Linked DNA regions of Mus musculus: region 1 is linked to region 2. The links are chromatin loops, found by intact Hi-C in ENCODE. Cell type or tissue: left cerebral cortex. All regions are shown on one strand. Each heading gives the region's core, and the rest is flanking DNA. Links, peaks and the distances in the headings are about the cores only.

Region 1 (4,545 bases), core at 256-4,255, 230 kb before region 2:
AGGCTGCAAGAACTTTCATTGGGATCTGTCAATACATTGTAGCAGGAGAGAGAGCAAAGAGTACTCCTGGACCAGGTGGGCTGGTCCTGTTCCAGACTATAATGGAAGCTTCGTCAACTGCTCAGCGTACAGCACTGCCTTCTCACCCAGACAGACTGAGCTAAGAAATGGCAGCTGCCACCCACGAGGCAAGTCTGTAAGCAGCACTTAGAAACTGAGGCCATGAGATAGATTATGATTTTTGTACCAAGAATTCTACTTTTCCAGTTCATTGTTTTTCAATCAGACAAATTTGGGGTTCGACATAAAGACGCAGTGACTGGAAAAGATGTTCTGGACCAACGGTTCTTAACCTATAGGTTGGGACCCCAAAAGGGGTCGCCTAAGACTATGAGAAAAAACAGATACTTACATTGTGATTCACAACAGTAGCAACATTTCAGTTCTGAAATAGCAACAAAGTAACATGGTTGGGGGTCACTACCACCTGAGAAACTGTATTAAAGGGCCACAGCATCAGGAAGGTTGAGAACCACTTATTTTCACGTGTGGGTTCTGTGGCTCTACAGATGGGAAGGCTATCAAAGAAAAACTGCTGCTCACATTTCCTTACTACCCCTGTCCTGTGGACTCAAACTTTCTGGGCTGGGGCTTTAGGGTGGAACGTTATACTATTTATAATATTTTTCAGGTCCTTGGTATTTCTCTTTGTCCTTCAAACACGAAGTCTTCTCCCTACACATCTGCTGCTCTTTCTCTGCAGGCAAACAAAGGAACTTGCTGCCTCGTTCTGCATGACATCATGTGGGTAACCAGATCAGTCAGGTTCTTCCTTTAGGCCTCCTTCTGTGGTCTCCTCTAGCCATAGCAGTGTTAACGCTGCCCAATCCAGACACTGCGGCTGGCCTGAAGCTCTGATCTAGGTCTCTTTCGGTATCTTATTCATTACCAAGCTGAGTCTTTCCTAGAAACCTTTCTTCCCATCTCTCTCATGCTTTCCCTCCCTCCTCCATCCCCATATAACCACCATGAGGCATCCTAGCTGGCCTTCTCAGGCTTAAATGCCTACTTCCAGGTTTATGTTTTGGGTTCACAAGCCCCACTCTTTGGAAAACACAGTATCCTTCAACTATTTACATTTTACCTGATAATTCTGTCATATAGTCTCTTCAACAGAAAAAGAGACTGTTTTCAGAGAGTAGTTTAGTGTCTGATTAAAACGACCAAAAGCTTTCCTGCATTTTACCTTAATTTACTGAGGTTAAAAAGAGTCTTAAAGTTGGCGAGGTGCTTTATAGATGATATAATTCCTTGCATTTAATGCCAAGTTTTGAAGCATCTCGAACATAGAAGGGAATTCAAGAAGAGAAAGCACAGGGTGTGGCGTCAACCCAGGAAACAGCTGAACCTATAAAGTGTTTGTATCCTCTTCCTTGCAAGGATTAGAAAAAGGTTTTGCTGCTCAGTAAAGAACACTTATGTTCATCTTGAAACACAACATCAGATCAGACTGTTTTGAAAGGGTTATATCTGTCCTTTCTGATCCCTGAGATCATCTTACTTCCAACCCCCCCCCCCGCCCCACCCCCATAAAGTTTGATGAAACTTAAGTCACTGAGGCTGAAGTGGAAAGTCGCTAGTTAAGGATGGGGACTATACTAATTTGTTCATGGTTTTCTTGCTTGCAGAGAAATTAGTTTCCTGCTTTTTAAGCAGATACTTATTAACTATATACAGTTGCCACTAGCCGTCTCCTCCACCTCCCTCCCATTTCACAAGAGAGAAGCATGTTTTAAACACAGAAAAGTCTCATATTCTCTACTCCTATCACATGAACTGCACTTCAGGACCTCAGGGTACTAACCCAGAGATGACTGCAGGCCTGGCTGCCCTAGGTAAAGGCAATCCTCCAGACTCTAGGTCTTGTGTCCTCCACCCACCACCCCAATCCCCATCCCCACGCGCCAGCTCCGCCCCAGCAAAGAAGATCCCAGAGTCCGGTGAGGCCTCTGCTCCACTAGTGTGGTCCAGGGAGAACGAAGGCCCCTAAAAGCTGCGACAGCGCCAGACCCAGCCAGCAGGAAGGGGAAGCCACCACAAGAAGGGTACCTCAGGGCCCAGCATGTCCCATCTTGCCCTAGACACTCAAGGTCCCTGTAGCCCCTACGATCCCTCAGTGCTCAGGGCCATCAGCCTACCACGTCCGCCACCCCTGGGTATCTCGGATCCAGTCTCCGTTCGCGTTCCGCGCTTCCTGCCTACCCTGCTTCCGAAGAGAAGACATACTGGACCCCAGCCGGGATCTCTGGCCCCAGCCGCCACCAGTCGCGCGGCGCTTCCGGATTCCTCTCGTGTAGGCCCGCCCACAATATTAGGAGTGCCTAATCCGGACCCGAATTCCCCGCCGCTGGATGTCAATCATCCATATTCGGGGGCGGATTGGTTCGTATGCGGCCCGGGCGTGGCTTAAACTCTGCCTCTAGGAGCCTGGCTCTGGAGCCTGCGCGGAAGGCAGACGGCCTGAAAGCTCTGCTCCTGTGGTTTGCGGTTTGCCCCTGTGATGGACGTGGGCCAAGACACAGCTGGGGACAGTACCGGCTCTGCACACTTGCGGAACTTGGAGTGCAAGCTGGAGAAAGGTTGCTGAGGAGAGAAGGAAGGTCTGGAGGCTTGAAGCAAGGCAAGGTTCCCCAGACACCTGCAATCCGTTCCGCGCGCCCCTCACCACGTCTGCCAGTTGTACCGCTGCACGGCTGGAGATGCTCCCATCTGTTTCGCGTCTACGAATCCCTCTCATTGTGTCGTCTTCCACTTTGCTTTTAGACCAGCTGTGTTACCGCGCTGGAGCCCTTGTTCCCTGTTGACATTGAGTCTTCACCCTTGAACTGCGTCTTCAGAAACATGACTGCCAAGTTCCTACATGGTCTGCAAGCTGGTGGTAACGTTCATGAAAGGTCAGATAGAGGAGCATGACCAAGAAGACTGTAAGGACCATATTCCAAAGAGATGGGCTCTTTGAAGGGAAATAATGCAGGAGCAAATGATTTGGGTTTCATCTTTGAGAAGATGAAAGAGGAAGACCTGATGTTATGAAGAGAATGCTCAAAACATTTTTAGAGCCTATCTAACGCAGGTTTGGATCTGGAAGGAGAGAAGGCGCGCGGTTGTTGCTATTGCAGGACTCTCTGGAACACTCACTCGGACATCAGTGAGAGTAGAAGCGAAGAGATGTCGCAGATGGACTCAAGCCAGGGTTGCTCCTGAAAGGCTTGGTTGGGCTCCAGTCTGTTGTTTGCGTTTTATACTCTAAAACCACAAGGTGGGGTGGGCAAGCAAGCGAAATTTTACAGATGCCTAAGAGGCAGTCAGCAGGTTGTTAAGGGTAACATAGCCCAATGTTTCTGCTATTTCTCCAGGTCGTTATGTTCCAAGTAGCCAGTAAAGACATGCTTGTCAAATAAGCAGGACAAGCAGTGCTTTGAATAAGTCATGAAATGAATCAATAAATCAGTATTTAATAATAGGTCTCTGCTGCTTTCTTCTACTTTACTGGTAAAGATCATGGAAGAAGCAACTTCAAACGGAGATGTGTAAAATTGATGCATTGAGCTTCGAAGTGAAATGACCCAATGTAAATGTCAAGGAAGTGGCTTCTGTCTCTCGGTTAAAAGGAGGTTGTAGCAGATGAAGCAAAAGTCCATTGCTAGCCCATTGCCATAAGGGAAATGTTGATCGTTAGCATCTGAGTTGTGACATAGAAGGTTGTGGGAAGAGTAGTCAGAGTGTGGATGTGTTTGCAGGCAAAGCAAAGGAAATTTTCTGACTCATCAGATTGGTCTGTGGTAGAAAAGTGAAAGTTTAGAATGGGTTCAGAGTTTTGGTTCAGAAGCTGAAAAGTTGGGGTTTCAGGATCATCATGGGGGGCCTTTGGGAAGCCCTTTGTTAACTTGTGCTGTGTGGCTTTCGATGCATAAACTTAGGAGATCATGGAGGGAACCAGCATGGCCACAATGGTGGTTAAGAATTGAGCCACAAAGACTTCTGGGCTTTGGAAAACTGAGAGATGAGGAGACCTAAGACTGACTAGAGAGGATGACCAGTGACAACTGTCCTGTGGCCACGTCAAAGACGAGATCCCCTGATTCACAGTCGTGTTTGTTCAGGGCAGATCTTTACCACCTTTGGAATCCTAGGCACAAAAGCCTGCCGGTTAAGGAAAACAGAAGGTGCTGGATGTGGACCACCACGCCAGCTTCTACACTCCCAAGAACTCCAGCAAACACCAGGATTCCTGTATCACGCTCAGTTGACCACAAGCACCATTCACTCAGATGCCAGGCTAGCCATGTGTGATTTGTATATTGTTGCACCAGGGAGGCACCATTTGGAGGCCTTGTTGGAGTAAGTGTGTCACTGTGGGTGTGGGCTTAATACTCTCACCCTAGGTGCCTGGAAATCAGTCTTCCACTAGCAGCCTTTGGATGAAGACGTAGAACTCTCAGCTCCTCCTGCACCATGCCTGCCTGGATGCTGCCATGCTCCTAC
Region 2 (4,545 bases), core at 327-4,326:
GAATCTCAGACCTGGGTTGGCAGAAGCAGGTGGATCCCTGGGATTTTCTAGCGAGCCAGCATAGCCCGGTAAGCGAGTTCCAGGTCAGTGAGAGACCCTGTCTGAAGAAACAAGGTAGATGAAACCTAAGGAATAACACCTGAAGTTAGCCTCTGACCTTCTCACACGTGTCTGCACACTTACACACATGCAAACACACACACACACACACACACACACACACACACACACACACACAAAAGACATTGATGCATAGATCTTTGAGCACCTAGAATTAGTGTATTGGAGGCAATATGGTTCTGATTCCTGGGTAATCCATGTGGAATGCCAAGGTGCAGACATCTCAGGGGCTCACATCCTTGCTTCTTGGTAGTTGGGAAGCTGCAGGTCCTAAGAGGTAGTACTTATTATCCCTGGAGTGGTTCAACATGAGGGTGTGTTCTCTCCAGATGTTTTTATCTAACAGAGTCTCTGCAGAAGATGCCAAATGTATAGAACCTGTATCAGTGGTCCTTTCGGTCGTTTTGTGCAGTGTCTGAGATGTAGAAGTTGTGTATCTGTTGCCATTACATCAGGAAGCCACTGGCAGGGCTAGTGCATTTGAGAAATGCTAGAAGAAATGTCCTTAAATACAGATGTAGGCATACTGGCTTATAGCCTAAATTTGCCACTGTCCAACCTGGAGATGATGTTAACCTTGCTCTCCCATGTCCCCAGATTTACATTAGTCAGCTGTGCGGGATGGTTGGAATCTCTCCTGACTTTGTATCCAGGAATCCTAGGATATACCTGCTTTCATGTTCCTTCTGTGAACAATATCTAGTAAGTGCTTTCAACCATGCAACTTAGGAGGATCACAGAGTGCCTGCCCCCACCCCTACAGTTCAGGCTGTAGGACTGGATGGTTTCATTCCCAGGGAGCCTCCAGCAGCTCATCCTGTTGTTCTAGATGGCCCAAGGACACAGACCAAACTACTAGGCTGGGATTGATATGCTGTTTTGGAAGGTCCACTGAGAAAGGACCAACAATATTCATGAAGACAGTTCTCACAGCTCTGTTAGTACCCAGGGGCAAAGGCATGAGGTACACAGCATCCCTCTCAATATGCTGACGCCTCTTTAGGACAGAGCATGGCTTGAGGACATTCAGGACTACCACCACCAGGACATACCCATGTTCCTTAATTACATAGTTGTTGCATCTTCCTTGTAAGTGATCACCGAGCAGAGTAGACAAAAGGAGGACTCACAGTGTAACTGACTCTTTTCTGGTCTTAGAACAGGGATGGACCATGCATGTCTTTCTACACCCACCTTTGTCTCTCTAGTCAAGAGCCAAGATAGCAGAGCATCCTCAGGATAATTGCTTCCTGTGCGTGTGCATCTAAATGGGAGGCTTAGCGGGAACAGATGCTGCGTGGATCAGGCCTGCTTTCAAATAAATCATGGGAGGAAGGGAAGAGCAAATATTTGCAAAGGGCTTCACACTCTGCACAGTATTCCCACGTATTTGTGTCCTGATGGTTTCTGTGTGGACTCTGGCCTGATGTCCCCCTTGACCTTGACTCCAGCACCACCTCCATGAAGGCCAGGAGGAAGAAAACAATCTGAGCATGTGGCCCGAGTTTAGGAGTCCAGTGTGACTGTCACTCCTTCATTCTACAGCTGACAACCTCTGAAGTTCACTTCTGACCTGATCGGTCTGGGAACTCAGCTTCAGGAATTTGCTGGGAGGCTGGGACATGCCAGTGACTCCTCGGAGAATTGTTCCTATAGCTTTGAAGATTGTTGTCATTAAGTAAAGTGGCCTGTACACTTAGCTTAGAAGTAGGTCTAAAGGATGCCCCTTTCCCTGGTTTCCAGAGTCAATGTATTAATAGAGAGAAAACTTTGCAAATTGATTGAGAACATTGCTGTTTGAAGGAGAGAGGGCTGATTCAATTTTTATAGAATTTTCATAATAATTTGTAAATAAACCTTTTAAAAAGTCAATCAACAGCTGAGAACAGGGTATCTTTTGTTAATACATGTCCCCTGCCCCCAGTGGACATGGATTTGTCAATGGAAACTATTTTAAGACAGCTCTTATGTCTGGCGTTCTGAGTGTCCTACTTCCTAAATCTATGGCATCGGTATAGGGTTATACAAGTGCCACAAGGTCACCCTTGGATGTCATGATGCTAGTTCTCAAGCTCTGCCTCCATTAGGGTGTCCTGTAGGGTACAGAATACTGCAAAGGAGCTACCTTTCAAGGGCTATCATATAACTGAGAGGATCCTGGGAACACAGTGCTTTGAGAGCTCCCGGCCAACACAATGCAGCAGGATAGGCTCTACCTCCCTGGCTCTGTGTTCCCGGCTGCCCTGCTAATGAGAGCTGCATTATGCATCACTCTGAAGACATTAGCACCTTGTGCGGTTTCCGATTGTTCTCTAGTCTTGACTACTGGATGGATCATCGTTTCTGGCTAAGAGGTAGAATGCACTCTGAAAACAGATTCCTGAACCCAGAGGCAGGAGCCTCAGCAACATGTGGCTGAAGTGGTTTGAAGGGAGATCGAGATAATAGTGTGCTTGCTGCTTGCCCACAGCCTGCCAAGCACCACATTGGGTATGTAATGACTCGTGATGTGCAGTCGGCACCATAATCCACCAGGAGGCAGTTTGTCATCGTATAGCAACTGTGGAAATCACGTTCAGATTCTGGTTTGCATTCTGAATCAAGGTGAGCCTTTTCACAACACTTCTTTGGGCATCCCCTGTTGCCTCACAGGTCTTGGCTATTTTTTATACTCAGTTGCTGAAACAGAAAGTTGGTTTGGGATTGGTGCCAGGGAACTCTCCCTGGCCACACAAAAGCCACATCATTGCTAGTGGTCAGTGCCCCAAGGCACCACAGGGAACTGGATGGAAGGCCCCTGAGCAGAGATGGTTATTCATACATACTCAAGCTCCTGAAAGCCCATCCTTCCGTTGCTCTGTGTGCGTGTATGGGTGGGAATAGAATTACAGAGCCATAGAGCCCCGCTCTGAGACTGGCTCGTTGAAGGACTGTGGCTGCCTCTTGTGCCACCCCTCTTGTTGGTGGCTCCGGTCACCACAGACTGCACGATGAAGAGATGAACTTTGACAAGTCTGCCAGGTGTTTGGCATCCTCACTGTGCCCCTCCCCCACTCTGGTATCTTTTACTGAACCCTAGGCTTAGTGGTTGCCCTTTAAAATGCATCTGGCAAACAGACAGGGCGGGCTGCTTATTTGCTGAAGTATTTCCCTCCTGGACTTACATCAGCCTGCAGGGCCACTGGTTTCCATTATTTCTAATCACGTCTTCCGCGAGGAAGCTGTCATCTGCCCTTTGGTATATGCAGCTTCCACAGGCCTGGGTCCCTCTTGTACCTCAGAACTTTCCCCAGAGACCAGCCTTCTTCCCAATGACCCAGTAAAAAGAAAAAAGGACAGAAATAAGGAAACTCTTAATTTCTTTAATGCTTTTGGGAGATAGTTTCCAACCCGACTATGATTCTGTGTTTGCTATTATCGTTGACATTGTACTCGACGCATCTTAAGAGGAGTCCTTGTCTTCCGTGGCTTCAGAACGCAACAGGATATTTTAAGTGTTTGCTCTAGCTTCCAGAATTATGGACTTCTCCCCACACTGTGCCCACTGGCCTACTGTCTGGCTGAAGACTAAACTTCCACATGCTTCCTGCTCTATTCTGGGTCCTGTGTGTGCTGGGGAGTTACCGTTTTCTCCACGGTTTCCCCAGGCTTGTGAACTGGCATGCAAGCACGTATTTTTCCATGACCAGCACTTGTGAGCACTCACAACAGAAGGCAGGTCCCAGGCTGTGCTCTCCCCAGATGCAGGTCAAGGTTTTAAAGTTGAAGGAGCAAGTGGATTTTCATTTGGGGGCTCCTGGAATTGGCAAGTGCTAATATCCACAAACCTGAGGTCCGGTCCATGGGTCCGTTGGAAGCATGTGACTTTTCATCTGCTCTCTGAGGTTTTAGACAATCTTGCTTAAAGTTCTTGGGTTTCCTTTTCTTTTCCTTCTTCCTCCTCTTAAGTTGTTTTACTACCTGCCTAACTTCATTTCCTTAGCTATTCATTTTATAGAATGGAAAAGAAATGTGATTTCTTTTTTTGTGTGTGTCACATTTCTCTGGCAGTAGCAGGTGGCCTTCCTTTTTTTTTTTTTTTTTTTTTTTTTTCTGTAGGTTTTGATCTAAGTGGCTCTAAAGGGCTGGCCTCTCTGCAACCCCACGCCCCTGCTTCTGCTGAGCCCAACATTTGGCCCCAAGGGCTCTGCTTTGCTCTCCCATCTCTCTTCCCTGCTGTCCTAGAATCTGTACAAGATGTCCAGGCTGTGTTGGACCCCTTCTCCTGCCCCAGTCTCATGAGGACCAAGGCTTAATCCCACTTGATTTGAAAGTTAGGAAACAATTGCTTGAATGCTTACACTGATACTAAATTTTCAAGATTTGTTTCATTACTTAAAGTAAATTTCAAGTTTAGTTGATGTCTAAGAAATAGATAACATTGCT

Evidence for each region. A loop is a pair of places that touch in the nucleus more often than their neighbours do. Peaks named below come from ENCODE experiments on the same cell type or tissue, not always from the same donor. Only the 100,000 strongest peaks of a DNase experiment are listed, where the experiment ranks them.
Region 1: a loop joins it to region 2, with 2.3 times the contacts of the local background. A loop is called at or near these places in 2 of 42 quality-filtered maps.

What each region holds. Positions count from the first base shown.
Region 1 is chr8:14,087,979-14,092,523 of GRCm38, forward strand. Erich1 (glutamate rich 1) reads right to left here and starts at 2,349. Exons shown (of 6, transcript NM_001034862.2): 1 at 2,263-2,349. The coding sequence starts at 2,284. In left cerebral cortex, for the core only: CTCF peaks have their summits at 2,335, 2,542 and 3,328; DNase peaks (open chromatin) are centred at 2,444 and 3,262; H3K4me3 peaks cover 1,697 bases; H3K27ac peaks cover 1,170 bases.
Region 2 is chr8:14,322,419-14,326,963 of GRCm38, forward strand. All of the region lies in intron 3 of Dlgap2 (DLG associated protein 2), which reads left to right. Among named protein-coding and RNA genes, the nearest start is that of Gm26184, 51 kb to the left of the region's middle. In left cerebral cortex, for the core only: a CTCF peak has its summit at 2,656 (motif pointing right); DNase peaks (open chromatin) are centred at 1,381, 2,332, 2,615 and 3,699.